Linked DNA regions of Homo sapiens: regions 1, 3 and 4 are each linked to region 2. The links are chromatin contacts, found by Hi-C in ENCODE. All regions are on one chromosome and are shown on one strand. Each heading gives the region's core, a stretch centred on a gene start or an enhancer-like site at or near the end of the contact. The rest is flanking DNA. Distances are from core to core; before and after follow the strand shown. Region 1 holds the start of PARD6B (par-6 family cell polarity regulator beta). Region 2 holds the start of RBM38 (RNA binding motif protein 38). Region 3 holds the start of PTPN1 (protein tyrosine phosphatase non-receptor type 1). Region 4 overlaps NFATC2 (nuclear factor of activated T cells 2).

Region 1 (4,210 bases), core at 1,384-3,883, 6.7 Mb before region 2:
TCAGAATGAAAGGATTTTCTTCCTTCACAATACCTTTATCAAATTCCAACTATTTTCTACTTTTCTTCCTTATACAACCCAGGCGCACGGGTTGAAATAATTTTCCTTAAGAAATCCAGGAAGCTCTGGCCTGGCCCTCCCTCTAGAAAGGAAAGTCCAAGTAAAGAGGGATGCCACACCTGGGGAAGGGAGAGAGGATGTGACGACACCTCCAGGAATGCAGGGCCCACGCAGGTGCACTGGCACCCACGAACTTCCTGATAAATCAGTACCGATAACAGGAGTAAAACTCAACCACCCAACACTCACTCACACAGAGCTGGGGTGCTGCTCCCAGGGTGTGGCCTTGCCAATCAGGGAGAGGAGGAGGAGACCTAAGAACGGAGCTCTCTAAAGGTGGTGACATGGTATCTAGTCCAGCCATGATCAGAGTGTGGTCTCTGGGAGTCCCTGAGACCCCTTTACGGGGGTCTCTGCAAGGCCAAAACTGCTTTCACAAAACTAAGATGTCATTTGTTCTCATCATTCCCATTGTCTCACGAGTATACAATGGAGTTTTCCAGAAGGGACAAGACATGTGATGACATCATCACTCTGATGACTGTTGGAATGCATGCTTGTGTACTCCCATGTTTTGGACACATCCGTTTTAATTCTAAGATAAATATTGAAAGACATTACACATAAACAAAGTACTTTGGGGTCCTCCATGATTTTTAATAGTGTAAAGGGGTCTTGAAAACAAAAAGGTTGGGAACTGCTGTGCTAGTCCAAACAGGGGAGTTACAGGCCCTGACATGCACTTTATTTCCGGCTGAACTTGAGTCACCTCCTATGTGCTTTCAAACAGGGGGTGGAGGCAGCTTGCTTATTTATTATACAGCTTGGATTGGTGTCCTTTCCACCTGTGCTGCCACAGGTGGCCAGAAAAACCTTAAATCCTCCCACAAAACGTCTGGTTACCTGAATCCTCCAGAGGGAAAAAAATGAGCTTCTCGCCTTTGAACCCAAGTGGGGCAAAGAGCCTGCAGAAGGGACACCCTCAGTGGCAGCACCCAGCAAAGACCCATCTGAGTACCCGCTGGGAGTCGGGTTCTGTGCCACTCAATGCCAGCAAAGCACAAGCCGTCCCTGCGCCTTCGGGAGCTTTCATTCTAGGCTGGTGGCAGATTACTCACAAAACTCAGATGCACACAAAAATGGGAAACCTGTAACTTGTAACAAGTGCTGGGCAACAGGGGTACAAGTGTTAGGAGGCCTCCGAGGTGGGCAGGGAGATGAGGGGAGGAAGGTACCCTAACCACTCTTCTTGCCAAATCTCAGGTTGGACCTTCCCCTCCACCTCCATTCCCCTGCCCCCTTCCTGGCTTGCAGGTTTCAACAGCTCTTGGATTCCCGGGTCCCACAGGGAGACCTTGGGACCTGGGAATCTCCTCCAGCCAAAAGCTTCAGTCTTCTCCTCTCCTCCCCATGACCCACAGGGTCTGTGTGAAGAGAGGCCGGGCTCTGGGACGTTCAGAGAGGAGGATTCAGCGTTTTGTTGCTCTGGGACACAGCTTGGTCACTCCGGGAAACGAACACAACCTAGAGGCTGTCATTTGTAGAAACAGCGAATGGCCAAGGAATGGCGGGAGGAGGGAAAAGGAAGACTTTTAAAGAAAAAAAAAAAAAGCCCTGAAAGACTGGACTAGAAATCCTCAGGGAGGCTGGGCCTGCAAGGAGCCTTCCCGCGCCTCAGCCCACTTTCCTTCCCTCTCGACCTGACGGACTTAAGGCGTGCAGAGTCTCTTCGGACAAAATGAAGCCAAGAGAGCCCTAAGCTTCTCCCCCAGCAACCGCTGCAGAGGCGGGAAAACTTGAATTTTGCAACCAAGAGTTGCAGCGGGACGCCTAAGCAACGATAAGGGGCGGTGGAGGGGCGTCGTTGGGGGCTGCAGCATCCCAAAGTGGAAGCGGGAAGGGGGCCCGGCTGGAACCGAATAGCCCCGCAGCGCCTCGGCAACCGGACGGGCGGCGCATCCAATCCCCTGGACCGTGCGTGTGACTGGCGCGCGCTAAGCGGCGCGAGCCCCGGCGGAGCCGGGCAACCAGGCGCGCGCTCGCGCGTGCGCAAAAGGCCCACCCAGCCGAGCCCTTCTTCAGGTGCGCTCGCGCTTCCGGCCGGCCTCCCCGCGTGCCTTCCCGGGGCGGAAACTCCAGCACCCGCGCATGCGCCTTCTGGCTCTCCGGCCTGAAGCGGGGCGGAGGGCCATGGCTTCAGGTGATCCCGCCCCTCCCTCGTAGCGCAGGACCAATCGTGCGGTGGTAGGCGGGGTTTTGAGGAGGCAGCCCGCCCACGCACCGCGCGAGGCGTGTATCGATTGGTTGGCGCCGCGGGCGCAGGTGCGCGCTTTCTATTGGGTGTGGGCGGAACGCGAGGGATTGCGGCATCTTCGGGGGCTGCAGGTGAGCGCGCGCACGCGCCGCGGCTGTGGTCCGCTCGGGTGCGCGCGCGCGGGCTCGCGGGGGAGGCGGCAGAGGGAGAGGTTGCGGCGCTTGTGGCCTCCGCTCCGCCCCCTCCTCTCCTCCAGCGCTGTCGCCGTCGCCGCCGGGGCCCGGAGGGAGGGAGCTGCTTCCCCGCCTGCCGCGCCACCAGTCCGACCCTCGGTCCCGCCGTGTGAGCAGCTGGTGGAGTGGAGCTCAGCGCGGACGCCGGAGCTGCGGCCGCCCCCTCTGCAGGTGCCTGTGAGGAGGCGCCCGGGCCGCAACCGCTTTCCGAGATCCCCAGTCGCGCACTCGCTCCCCGCGCTCCTGAGGGGCCGCCCGGCCGGAGGAGGCCGTCGCGGGGCTCGGCGTTCAGCATGAACCGCAGCCACCGGCACGGGGCGGGCAGCGGCTGCCTGGGCACTATGGAGGTGAAGAGCAAGGTGCGCGGGGCCCGGGCTGGGCGGAGCGGCGGGCCTGGGGGGCCGGGGCCTGGGAGAGGCCGGGCCAGGCTCGGAGCGCCGGGGGAGGCGACGGGCTGAGCTGCCCCGGGGTCTGGACGGTGCGGTCGGGAGACTGTGGGTAATAAACTTGCCGAGGAGGGGGTGGCGGGGGTCAGGGGGCGCTAGTGTCCGCCCCTGGCCCGGGCAGGAAGAAGACCTAGTCCAGCATTTAATCTCATTCCGTAAATCTCATTCCCGTGTTCACGGACGGGAGTAGGGGCCAAGGTATATCCAAGGATGGCGCACACTGAGTGAAATGCGAGGCTGCTCAAAAGGTGTAGGAGAATCCTGCCTGCTGGGCTGTGAGTAAAGGGCCCTGGACCACCCCGTTGTTCCCACTTTCTGTGGTTAAGGGGCGCATCGAGTGGCGAAGGAGAGAGCCCAGTGAACTAAACAGCCCTTTAAAAGTTCGCTTTGCTTCCTGCTGGCGCTCTTTCTAGCACTAACTTTGGTATGCATTTAATCTGTAAAATTAGTACTATCACCTTACGTTGGAGTAGCACTTTACAGTTTGACTCTAGATGCTCTTTTCATTCCATCCTGCTACCTACTCACATCAAGTGCTTTTCCCCTTGACCAACGGTATGCCAATCTGCTGATAATTACTTCGGTATTCACTGAATTTCTAAATCTCAAGGCTCAGTGAGCAGGGTAGTCTGTAGGGAGGGATTAGTTAGGGAATGCCTTCCAAAGGGGGTTTTGAGCTGGAATTTGAAGGTGATCGGCAGCCAAGGGAACACTTTCAGCAAGCGTTTCTTGAGTTGAAGAGTTAAAAGGAGCTTAGATAATCTAGCCCAATTCTCTGAGAAGACTGAGGCTTAGAAAGGTTATGACTTCCTCAAGCTGTTTTTTTGCAAAGCCTTCATGCCTTTTTAATAACTTCTAGACATTGCAGAATACAAAACAGGACACTGGCTGGGCCCTGAGAACATTTAAAATAGAATTGAGAAGGCCAAAACACAGAAAAGGAGAAAATTGAAAGTATATCAATTTCAAAAAAAAAAAGTAATGGAGCATCATAGATGGTAAGACTACTAAGGAGTATGTAAAATCAAGGAGTGATTTGAGTGAGGTACAGTGGAGTAAGGAAAGCTTCCTAGAGCCTCTAGGTAGAATAGTTTTATTGTCTAGGGTTGATAAGCAAAGTTCTGTAAGTTTCTGTAACTGAGAATCACATCGAGAAAATCGACATTCGTTTGTAACATCATTAAAAAATGTGATTTGAGTCTGGGCGCGGTGGCTCA
Region 2 (3,865 bases), core at 1,234-3,733:
CACAAAATATAAAATTATCCCGGCATCGTAGTACGCACCGGTAATCCCAGTTACTTGGGAGGCTGAGGTAGGAGGATGGCTTGGAGCCCGAGAGGTCGAGGCTGCAATGAGCTATGATCGCTACACTCCAGCGACAGGGAGAGACCTTGTCTCAAAAAAAAAAAAAAAAAAAGTGTGTGTTTGGGTGAATGACTGATTGTCAGGCAGAAGCTGGTGACCCGTGGAGACATGGGGCCGCCGGAGGGGGGGAGGGATTGGTGATCCAGATACCCAAGGGGGCCCGGGGGCGGGGGGCGAAGGAGTGCGACTGGACCCGCACCTGGGCAACCGCGTCTCCAGCCTCCACGGCCCTGTCCCGCCCCCTTCCGGGCAGGCAGAGGCCCCGGGGCTGCCCTGCCGCCTGGGCCCGGCCCCCGCGGCAGCAGCCGAGCGGCCGCACCCCTTTGTGGGGCTGTCGTGCCGGGAGGGGCGCGGGCGAGGCGGGCCCGGGCGGCGCTGGGACTTGTAGGCCGGGAGCCCGGGCGCCTCCGGGCTGAAGCCCGTGGCCACGCCACCGACGCGGCTCCAGCCTGCCCAGGCAACGCGACGGCTGGGGACAGCCTTGGAAAAACTGAAGGGGAAACCGAGGCCTGGTGAAGGGATCCAGCTGGCGCAAAAGCACGCGGCCGCGCAGTGGCCGCCTCCCCCGGCCTCTAGGGGGCAAGTGAAGGTCACACTTAAATGAAAGTTTTCAAAGTCGCTTCGAAGGGCCTCCGGCTGGGCCAGAGCTTTCCCCCACCCCACCTTGTTCCATCGTGGATACACTCAACAAACATATCCCAGAGCCCTCTCCTTGCCAGGCCCTCCAGCTTGGGCAAAACATCCCAGGTCCCTGTTCTCGCAGCGCCCAAATAGCAGGGGAGGGGCTCCAGGCAGGCGAACACACAGGGCCGGGGAGGTGGGAAACTCCGCGAAGGAAGGAGAGGAAACCACGCGGGATGAAGGGCAACGGGGGCCGCAAGCGGGGGCAGGAGCGCCAGGAACGAGGAACGAAGGGGGAAGGGAGGAAAGGACGCCCAGGCTTCCGGAAGACTCGGGGGTCCCATCCCCACTGTGCAGAGGGCTAGAGCGGGAGCTGGGGGAGGGAGAGGTCAGAGGTCAAGGCTGCCGCGTGGAGCGTGGGCCGTGGAGTGGGGGAGGGGGCGGGCAGACTCCTCCCCGCCGGCAGCCAGGGCAGAGGGCTGGAGGAAACGCGGAGAACTCCTCGGTGCTGGAGGAAACGAGGGGAACTCCTCGCCGGCCTTGCGGTCCCCCACAGCCCACGGAGTGCCACTCCCAGTCCCCACAGACCCCACCTGCGTCGCCCTGTGCTGAGAGGAGGCCGCAGGGCTGGGGCCGGGAGTGACCCCAATTAGAGCTGCTGTTTCCCAGCTGCATAGGTCCCAACCGCGGGGGCTGGAGATGAGGCGGGCTTGAGGCCCCTAGTCCCGGCTTCAGAGGTGGAGGGTGTGACCCGCAGGTCCGGGATCCCGGGGTCTGTGCAGTCACACGGCCCTTCCCTTCGCTCAGGAAAGCCCGGGGCTGAGTTTCATGCTCAACCGCTGCCAACTTGAAATTCCTAGCTTTTGAATAAGGGGCCCCGCGTTTGCATTTTGCACTGGGCCCCGAAAATTCTGTGGCTGGCCCTGCCTGGTGTGAAGCTCACAGAGCCCCACTATGCGCCGCCTTTCTATGGCTGGGGGCCGGATGAGGGACCCGGGTCTGCTCTTACTCGCCCCAAGGGTCCCTGACACCAGCCCAGAACGGGGTGGAGCTGGAAAGAGCCCACACCTGCTTCCTCTGCCCACCTCATCTCCCGCGGGGCCTCTGAGACCGCCCGGGACCCGCTTCTATCGCGGCACCGTGGTGTAGCTCCCTCCGGGGTCGTATGCTGTATGTTTACTAGCCGAATTCTCAGTCCTGGACGCTCCGTGGGGCCAGGGAATATGATCTGTGCTCCGCTGCAGCCTCGCGCCCAGAGTAAATATCGGTCGGATGAACTAATCTTACATATAAAACAGAAATCATTTCCCTTTTTTAATATGGCACGTGGCTCTTCCCTAAGTCGCCCTGGGTTAAATACCGACTCAATTAACAAGATGCTAAAAACCGTTTACGTTTTTTTACGTTTTTTACGTTTAATTCACCAGACGGTGCGCTCCACGAGGGAAGGGGCCTGGCCTCCCTAGTTCAGGGTTGTGCTTAGTGCCTGCAACCGGCCGGGCCCGCGGGGGCAGCCAGGAGAGAAAGGCGCGCCCAGCGCCCCCAGGCCCGGATCCGCCCTCAGCCCGCGTGCGCTCCCCTCCCCCCTCCCCCCAATCGCCGCGCGCCCGGGTGCGGCTGGGCGGGGTTAGAACTACGCTTCCCGGCGGTCCCCGCGCGCCCGGGGCGGGGCGGGGCCGGCTGGGGGCGGGGCTGAGCTGGCGGGGGCGGCAGGCTACAAAGCCCGGGGGCGGTGCCGGGGCGCAGAGTCCCCGCAGCGCCGGTCGGGAGCGCAGCGCGGCGCACGTCGGCGCGCACGGCGGGACGGGCGCCGGAGTGGTCGGGCCTGGCGGCTGGACGGGCGCCCCTCGCTGCCCCGCGCGCTCCCCGCCGCCCCCCATGAGCGCAGCCCCGCGCGGCCCGGGTCCGTAGGCGGCGGGGCGCCCCCCATGCTGCTGCAGCCCGCGCCGTGCGCCCCGAGCGCGGGCTTCCCGCGGCCCCTGGCCGCCCCCGGCGCCATGCACGGCTCGCAGAAGGACACCACGTTCACCAAGATCTTCGTGGGCGGCCTGCCGTACCACACTACCGACGCCTCGCTCAGGAAGTACTTCGAGGGCTTCGGCGACATCGAGGAGGCCGTGGTCATCACCGACCGCCAGACGGGCAAGTCCCGCGGCTACGGCTTCGTAAGTGGCCCCCGCGCCCGGGCCCGCACCCCGCCGCACACCTTATCGCGGCCCGGGCGCCGAGTCCACTCCGGGGCACACGCCCAGACGGCCCGCTGCCGCCCCCGCCCCAGGCGCCTCCAGCCGGCGCCCGCACCTGCCGCCTCTCCCGGGCGCGCTCCTGCCGGTCCCGCCCCCACCACCCCAGGCCCCGGCCCCCACCCCCACCCCCACCCCCACCCCCACCCCCGGTTTAAAAGGAAGAGCCGCTGTGTTCAATTAGGACTCCTAAGTTGGTGGGGAGGTTTTGGAGCCAGAGGGCACTCGGGATTTCCTGGAGCAGCGGGGGGTGAGGAGCAATGGCTCCACCCCGGGGTGTTAGGAGCTCTTCGGCCTCCCCCATATTTTTAACAGCCCTCTCAGCCGCCCCAAATAAACATCAGCTTAAGTAAAAACGTCTTGAAGACACTTTCCTGCTTACCTTCCAAGCATAGCGTCGCAAACTCCTTCTCAGAGGAAAGTCTCGGCCCTCACTGGTGGGCAAGTCCAGGCGGCCCCCCAAGCTCCCTTCGGGGTTCATTTTTGCCCTATCCCCGCAGGGGATTATTTTTGTCCTTGAAGGCCACATTTCCCAGGCCTTGAACTTTGACGGGAGGAGCTGGAATCCAGGAGGCATCTTTGTGGGAGAGCCCCAGGTAGGGTTCAGAGGAGCTTTGGCTCAAGGACCCTGGGTCACAGGCACCCTCAGAGGAAGGGAAGAGAGGGGTGGCAGCATCCGGTGCCAGGGCGGAGCCGTCTGCCCCTTTCGCCCCTGGTTCCCCCCACGGCAGCCCCTGATGTGTCTCTGCTCCACCAGGTGACCATGGCCGACCGGGCGGCAGCTGAGAGGGCTTGCAAAGACCCGAACCCCATCATCGACGGCCGCAAGGCCAACGTGAACCTGGCATATCTGGGCGCCAAGCCGCGGAGCCTCCAGACGG
Region 3 (3,882 bases), core at 262-2,761, 6.9 Mb before region 2:
CAGGGAAACAGAACAAGAGAGAAATAACTGATTGGTCGCATCGGGTTACTTCAGGTTACTTTTTGTTGTAAGGATTAAAGCAAAGGGAACTTCATTATGTTGATTAAAACGGTCTGCTTGGGAAATCAGGGTGTGTATCTCTCTTCTGATTTTGTGAAAGGTTATCAGTCTGATGATGTAGAACTTTAGCATGAGTGACTCCATTTTGATTTTTAGTCTAGTCTGTTGAGACCCTAATGCCAGAACTTTTTTTGTTTGTTTGTTTCGCTCTTGTTGCCCAGGCTGGAGTGCAGTGGAGCTATCTTGGCTCACTGCAACCTCTGCCTCCAGGGTTCAAGCGATTCTCCTGCCTCAGCCTCCCAAGTAGCTGGGATTACAGGCATGCGCCACCACGCCCGGCTAATTTTTTTTTTTTTTTTTTTTTTTAGCAGAAACCGAGTTTCACCATGTTGGTCAGGCTGGTCTCGGACTCTTGACCTCAGGTGATCCACCTGCGTCGGTCTCCCAAAGTGCTGGGATTACAGGTGTGAGCCACCACACCCAGCCCTTTTTTTTCAAGACAGGGTCTCTCTCTGCCACCCAAGGTGGAGTGCAGTGGCGCCAAAACAGCTCACTGCAGCTTCCACCTCCTGGGCTCAGGTGATCTTCCTGCCTCAGCCTCCCCAGCAGCTGGGCCCCACCACACCGGCTAATTTTTTAACTTTTAGTAGTGACGAGGTCTGATTCTGTTACCCAGGCTGGTCTGGAACTCCTGGCCTCAAGACATCCGCCTGCCTCTGCCTCCCAAAGTGCTGGGATTACAGATGTAAGCCACCGCGCCTGGGCTCCTATGATTTTTATTTAACATAATGCACCATGGAATTTGTGCTCTGCTTAGTTCAGTCTGAGCAGGAGTTCCTTGATACTTCGGGAAACACTGAAAATCATTCCATCCCCATCCATTCATTCCTGCAGCACCCAAGTGGAAATTCTGCGTTTCAGACAGGGACACTACCCTTAGAGAGCAGTGGGCTTCCCCAGCAGCGTAGTGAAACATGATACTCCTGAGTTTCATGAAAAAAGGGCAGACATCTGGCCAGAGCTGGGAGGCAGGAAATAGAGCACGGTGCCCTCCTCCCATACTCCAGCTTGGATTACTGAGGCTGGGGCCCAGGCCCTGCAGGAAAGGAGGTGCATGACTACTTTAAGGCCACTCACTCTGTGACTCAACGGGCCGGGTCGGGGCTGGAACTCAATGCCCTCCCGGGCCTGGAGAGCCCACGCGCCGTGGGCGGGGCTCCCGGGGTCGCCTAGGCAACAGGCGCGCGCCGCGCCCGAGCCCAGAGCCCCAAAGCGGAGGAGGGAACGCGCGCTATTAGATATCTCGCGGTGCTGGGGCCACTTCCCCTAGCACCGCCCCCGGCTCCTCCCCGCGGAAGTGCTTGTCGAAATTCTCGATCGCTGATTGGTCCTTCTGCTTCAGGGGCGGAGCCCCTGGCAGGCGTGATGCGTAGTTCCGGCTGCCGGTTGACATGAAGAAGCAGCAGCGGCTAGGGCGGCGGTAGCTGCAGGGGTCGGGGATTGCAGCGGGCCTCGGGGCTAAGAGCGCGACGCGGCCTAGAGCGGCAGACGGCGCAGTGGGCCGAGAAGGAGGCGCAGCAGCCGCCCTGGCCCGTCATGGAGATGGAAAAGGAGTTCGAGCAGATCGACAAGTCCGGGAGCTGGGCGGCCATTTACCAGGTGCGGGAGCGCCCCGGAGCGTGGCGGGCCCTTCGCTTAGGCCGCTTGAACATCCCCTCAGACCTCCAGGCCCCAGACTCCCTCTGGGTCTTGCCCTCTGCCTCGCTCCTACTGCTTGAGGATTCGATGGGACAGCGACGCACTGCGTCCCCCCACCCTTTGTCCCCGGGGCGGGCGTGTTTCTCGCCGCAGCGTCGGAGCCCCCTTCGATCCCCCACCTCCCTTCTGTTCTCCAGCTCGGGTGATCTCTCAAGCCGGGGGACCGCCGGTCTGTGCTCTCAACGCGAATCCCTCGCACCCCGACCCCGCCCCCTGCCTGTCCACTCTTTGTCCCCTGGGGTGATTTAGCACCCCCACTATTTCCTTTTCTGGAGTGGACCACCTCAGACTCTCTTCCTTTGTCTCCCTGGGGGAAAAGGTTACTCCCCCCGTCCCTCCTTCACATTTCCTTTCCCCTAGTCTCAGTGTGCGTCGAGTCCCAGAGATGACAGTCCCCTTTCCCCTTTCTGTTCATTCATTTATTGGATAGGAGTTGGCAAGCTTATTCTGTGCTAGGCACCGCTTAGGCATTGGAGGTGGTGTTTGCTAATCAGGACAGGCAAGATCCTAGCCTTAGTGGGGCCTAGAGTCGAATAGGGCAATCAAACACAAAAGCAAATAATTTCAGATAGTGACAGGTGCTGTGAAGAGAACGACTTCCTAACGGGGTACAGGGTGACTGCATAGAAGGCCGGCTGTCTTAGAGAAGGGGATCAGGGAAGGCCTGTCAAAGGAGGAGACATTTGCTTTGTGAGCTGAACCAAGAGGAGCAGAAAGCCGTGAGAATATGGGGCTAAAGAACCTTCTAGCCAGGAGGCCTGCGGTACCCACTCCATTGGGGCCATGATATTATTCTTTCAGGCAGGGACTCAGGAAGGTTAACGTTTTAACCCTCTCTAAAATAGCATCTTTCCTCAATGAGCAGCTTAGTCTTTGGTCGTGGCAGAGATGACCTTGTCTTAGGAGTCATCTCCTTGTGTGTTAAAAAGTTAGGAAAGGAGGGTTTCTCATATATCTATAAAACAAGTAGTTAAAAACACAAAGAGCTCTTCCTTTCACAAGCAGCTGAATAAGATACATACTCCCAATTAAATGTCATTGCGGGGGTTGTTAAGATTAACTAAAACCACACTTGCACAGTATCTTAAATAAGCGATATACAGAATAGAGAGATTTTGTTACTTGTGTAAAGGGAGACAGCAGATGATTCTGTTTTCAGCTTATAGGCTCAAAAGGCAAATTGTGAGATCCATCAGCTGTAGTATTAAAATCTATTTTGAGCTCCGCTTAGAAAGGAAAAAAGGTTTAAGCAGTTCTTTGGTATGCTTGACTAACAAAAGCCTTTTTTTTTGGCAGCCTTGATTTTCATGTGGATTTACATCAAGCTTATTTGACAGGATTCTTTTTATTTGGACTGTAGTGTGTATATTAGTTTCTGCTAGACTAATATTTCTAACCACTGTAATCTATATACTAATAAGTATGATTGATCAGTATATAAAATTTGTATGCCATATCTGGTCTCTGAATTAGCTGAATGAATTCCATAAGGGACTTTGAGACTGTGTAGACAAATTTTCTGCATCAGTTTAATGCAGTAGAGTCTAAAATGTCTTTAAATGAAAATTGTTGGTCTGAAGTGTTGGAGTTGATTATGATACACCCCATCACAGTGGAAGCATTGTGGAGAGAAGTCTTTTCCACTGAAATTGACTGAGTTGACAACAAGAAATACGTATTGTAACTTAGTTCTTAGTTGAATTTTATTTCTTACAATTTTAAGCCAGAGTGGGTTGACCTGTCACCCAAGCATGGTTAAAATTGTATTCAGCATGCAACTAGCATGGAGTGTGTCAGTCTTCAATTCATTTCCTTCATTGTTCTTAAGTTTTTCTGCCACAATTAAACCCCACAAGTTAGTCAAGGTGTTGAGATTTTCACTGCTTCTTAATGGATTGCCACATTCCCTGAGGTAGTTTCTTTTGGTCTTAGAGAATTGTCAGGGCCAGCTTTTCTCACCTCCACTGTATGGATATTTTTCTTTTCTAAGATCTTGAAATCAGAAGCTTTTCTCCTAAGTGTAAAAGTAGCTCTTTGTCATACAACTGTAGCGTTTTCTGAAAC
Region 4 (3,926 bases), core at 588-3,087, 6.0 Mb before region 2:
TTGTATCCAGCTAAGGTGTGTGTCTATCAGCTCTGAAAAAGATTTGCAAAATCATTTTTGAGAAGAAAAAAAAAAATCACCTTTGATCTCTCTTACGCTTCCAACTCATGCCGATATCATCCAAGCCCAGGAGGGAACTTAACCCTTTGGCTCTAGTTTAAGCCAGAATTCTGCAACATCTTAGCATTTGTGCCAGAATTAACCCAACACTAGGGTAATAATCATGGAGATGAGGGACTCTGTGCAAAGTGCATTACATTATGTGGGGTGTGGGATCAGGGGAGCGTGTTCAGGGTGGACAAAAGGGCTGCTGTGGGTATGTGATGGGGTTTCAAATCATGGCCAACTACAAAGAGAAAATTAAGCTGGTTTCTGCTGCAGTCAAAGGAAAATCAGAATTTCATTAAAGATCTACTCAACTGTTATCTTCCTTCAGGCATCTACAGATACTAAACTGGGCCCCAGTTTCCTTCTTACTAGTGATATCACCTCAGTGGTCAGGGAAATTCATAAAACTGCACATTTTCTTCCTGTTTTTTGTCAACAATGGAAAAAAAAGCTCCTGCCCTATCAGAACAACGAAGGCACTTGAATGAGACCTGGGGAGTCTATTGTAAATAATACTCCTCTCTACATGTGTACAATGCCTGTGGCTTTCAAAACACCTGTCTTCCCAATCCCCTTTGGCCGAATTGGAATACCCAAGTCCATTCCAAATGCCTGATTTAGAAATGTTTTCTGAGTCCAATTTCTTACAGGGAATAATGCAGCGTTATTAGAAATGTCAAGTAAACTAGGATGCTTTTTCAAATAGAGGCATAAGCTCCCTGAAATCTCATCTTCAAGGGAGACAGAATGCTCAATAAATGAGATCCTTTCAGCGCTTATGCAGTTAGAGGCCTGGATTTCCCAATGTTGGGCTCCAACAGGAATTGGCTAGTTGGGGTTGGCTACTGCTGCCCTGGGGCAAAAGAAGCACTTCATCTCTCCTCCTTTTCTGACCATGCATCTCAGGCCATCTCCCAAAGCAAACATTTCCAGGTGGATGTGGCCCTAAGGCAGCTCCCACACTAAACTGCCCAGTCTCCACTTGAAACTGACTTCTTCCAAGTCCAAGAGCAGACAGTACTGTCGGATAATTCACTCAGGGCCTTAAAATACCACCTCTATCCTGACGATGGCCACATTAATGTTTTTAACCCAGACCATCACTCCTGAATTTCAGATTGCAATATCTACCTGCCCAAACTTCACAGGGCCAAAACCAATCTCTGGATCCTCACCCCTCCTCCCCGTGTCTCACCTGTTCCCATGATGGGAAACACACATTCTCTCTTTCCAGTTGTTCAGGCCAACCTGTGTGTTCCCTGACTCCTTGTTCACAGCCCACATCCCACCCACCCATACATGCTTCTGGATTTACCCCAGGTAGCCAGAAACCAACAACCTCCACTGCCACCCCGGCCCTACAGCAAGGTGATCCTGTTGGAACTGATGTTAGAGCACGCCACTCCCTGTTTTGCTCAGCTGACAGCTCTAAAGTTCTGTAATGACCAACACGTTGTCACTTTATCCATATCTACTCATTTAAGGAGCACTTCAGTGGATCTCAGGCATCAGGCACAGGTCTGAAGTCACACCCTTGGAGGAGTCGTTCGAATCTAGTTGGAACCCCAGGGACCAGGTTCTTCAGACCATCCACCCAGAACACGAGTTCTCTCTCCAAACCTTCAAACACCAAACCACATGGTGCCCAGTGTTAATATGGGGGGTGGGGGGGCACAATGGCGCTATCTCAGGGGACTCGAGAAACCAAGCCCTGTTCTGTCACCTTCTCAGAGAAATAGAAAGCATCACATGATGGCTCCGTCTGCAGCATTCGGAGGTGCAGCTTCCTGTTTAGTCATAGAGTTTCACTCTTTGTCAGCTTCTTTGTGGAAGACAGAGGCAGGGCCTGTCTTCATTCAACTGAGGCCCGAAATCAACTCGGGACCAGGCCACCGCCAAACACCCTCCTCCGCAGGTGGCTACTCGCTCTGCCTTCCTTCATCCTCACAGACATCTCCGGGGGTGGTGGTGAGAGTTCCATTTCTCAGGTCAAGTTAGTAAGGCAGAGAAAGATGGGGCGACTTGTCCAGGAACAGCCTCCTAGCATTGGGTAGAGACCAGATGTGGCCCCAGCTCTATGGGTACTAGTCCTGGGCTAGGGTTTCCCCAATTTGAAAGATCTTCTGGCTGCCCTGGGGCCTCTGTTAAAATGTAGACTCACATCAGAAGCTGTTGGAACATAAGCACTTCAACAGTGCCTCTGCCTCAGTCTCCCCAGCCACGAGATGGGGATGAGAACACTTCCTTGGCAAAGTCACTGAGGATTAAATGAGATGCTATAGGCCAGGCACAGTGGCTCATGCCTGTAATCCCAGAACGTTGGGAGGCCGAAGTGGGTGGATCACTTGAGGTCAGGAGTTTAAGACCAGCCCGGCCAATATGGTGAAACCCCGTCTCTACTAAAAATACAAAAATTAGCTGGGTGTGACGGCAGGTGCCTGTAACCTCAGCTACCTGGGAGGCGGAGGTTGCAGTGAGCTGAGATGGTGCCACTGTACCCCAACCTAGGCAACAGAGCAAGACTGTCTCAAAAAAATAAAAATAAATGAGATGCTATAGCTGGCTCATTGGCATGTGTTTATTAAGCCCACAATATGGTCCCCTAAAGAAGATGGAAGAGAAAGAGACAAAGACCAGTCTAAAAGAGGCCATTCCAATAACCAAGGATACCATTCTGTTTCCCTACATATTTAAATGGGAGGTAAGTCCATTGATCCACGTGAATGTGCTGGTCAGTTGTCAGTAATATGGAGATGCGGACGTCAAGAGAAAAGGCAGTATTTAGACTTACTACATGGTCCCTAAGTGTCATCTACAAATCCTCCCAAAGACACAGGGGTACCTCAAAAACCACAATTACTTTTGCGCCAACCTAATACAAGGTTACAGCCTAAGACCTATACAGTGGCCTTGCATTTTTACCCCAGGCATAAACTGGTGAGTCATCCCACTGATCCTATGGACTAGGTGATAATTTAAGATGTAAATTAGAAGTGGTTCACTGATGAGCTTAATCAATGGTGATAATTTTCATAAAAACACAAGGTGTCAACAAATAGCCATTACAGACAAAAGTACAGACCCAAGAATCTGTCTCCTTGACAAATATACAACTAGCTTCCCAGACTTCTGAGCTCACAGGCATGCACGTTTGAATGGGATGGAATTTAAGGGAAACCCTGCGTGCATCTCCGTGGTGGAACCAATGGGAATCAGGCACTGGTCTAAGGGACGTCCAGTTTTGTGTTTCTACAATGCAAGTCAGATGTCCCCTCCTAGCCAGTGTAGAATATGCTACCATCATCTCCATTGTCTGCTTTTTTGCAATGATTGCACATCAACTTACAATCTACGGAGAAACAATTGGTGACTTTCTCAACTAAGCTGCCCGACAAGGAAGGACTAACCAACTGTGTAAACTCAGACCTGAACTGCCCATTTCTATTCTCCAATTCAGCAGAATTTCTTCTGATTACATGCAACTAAGCTGCACCTCTCCTATCAAGCAACCACACGGCTTCTAAAGTAGCAACCACAGGCAGGAAAGCATTCTAAACAAACCACAGTTTACTTCCTTGTCCTTCAGCCAGTTCATCACCACCTCGGCCCCAACCCTCTGCTAAGAAACATCAGCCAACAGCACAAGCCCTGCAAAATAACTTGCTGCCTTTGGAAAAAAAAAAAGGCAAAAGAAAAGCACTTGTTACTATATTGAATTGAGACATAGGAAACAAACAGTAATTCAAACCCACAAATCAGCCTGTGATCACAAATGAGATAATAAAATAAATACCTGAGTTTTGGGGAAGACATATACC

The links. A loop is a pair of places that touch in the nucleus more often than their neighbours do. Pooled maps may share reads with other maps.
Region 1: a loop to region 2 is called in a pooled map, with 8 times the contacts of the local background. The contact joins the promoter of PARD6B here to the promoter of RBM38 in region 2. A Hi-C loop is called at or near these places in 6 of 50 pooled maps.
Region 3: a loop to region 2 is called in a pooled map, with 13 times the contacts of the local background. The contact joins the promoter of PTPN1 here to the promoter of RBM38 in region 2. A Hi-C loop is called at or near these places in 2 of 37 single-sample maps with no recorded cell type and 7 of 50 pooled maps.
Region 4: a pooled map shows a loop between it and region 2 (10-fold over the local background). The contact joins the enhancer-like site here to the promoter of RBM38 in region 2. A Hi-C loop is called at or near these places in 2 of 37 single-sample maps with no recorded cell type and 6 of 50 pooled maps.

What each region holds. Positions count from the first base shown.
Region 1 is chr20:50,728,947-50,733,156 of GRCh38, forward strand. PARD6B (par-6 family cell polarity regulator beta) reads left to right here and starts at 2,634. Exons shown (of 3, transcript NM_032521.3): 1 at 2,634-2,906. The coding sequence starts at 2,841. RefSeq lists enhancers at 1-784, 1,737-1,786 and silencers at 1,977-2,186, 2,287-3,076.
Region 2 is chr20:57,388,913-57,392,777 of GRCh38, forward strand. It overlaps RBM38 (RNA binding motif protein 38), which reads left to right and starts at 2,484. Exons shown (of 4, transcript NM_017495.6): 1 at 2,484-2,906; 2 at 3,742-3,865. The coding sequence starts at 2,670. RBM38-AS1 (RBM38 antisense RNA 1) reads right to left here. Exons shown (of 2, transcript NR_149006.1): 1 at 3,367-3,865. RefSeq lists silencers at 177-556, 2,167-2,566, 2,917-3,106 and enhancers at 2,201-2,702, 2,703-3,202.
Region 3 is chr20:50,508,872-50,512,753 of GRCh38, forward strand. It overlaps PTPN1 (protein tyrosine phosphatase non-receptor type 1), which reads left to right and starts at 1,512. Exons shown (of 10, transcript NM_002827.4): 1 at 1,512-1,719. The coding sequence starts at 1,657. RefSeq lists enhancers at 686-1,273, 1,486-1,585 and a silencer at 1,146-1,375.
Region 4 is chr20:51,398,699-51,402,624 of GRCh38, forward strand. NFATC2 (nuclear factor of activated T cells 2) reads right to left here. Exons shown (of 11, transcript NM_012340.5): 10 at 1-32. Among named protein-coding and RNA genes, the nearest start is that of MIR3194, 52 kb to the right of the region's middle. RefSeq lists an enhancer at 1,748-2,217. Within about 2 kb of position 1,838, at least 8 of the 41 ENCODE cell types and tissues checked have a DNase peak (open chromatin) inside an H3K27ac peak, as active enhancers do.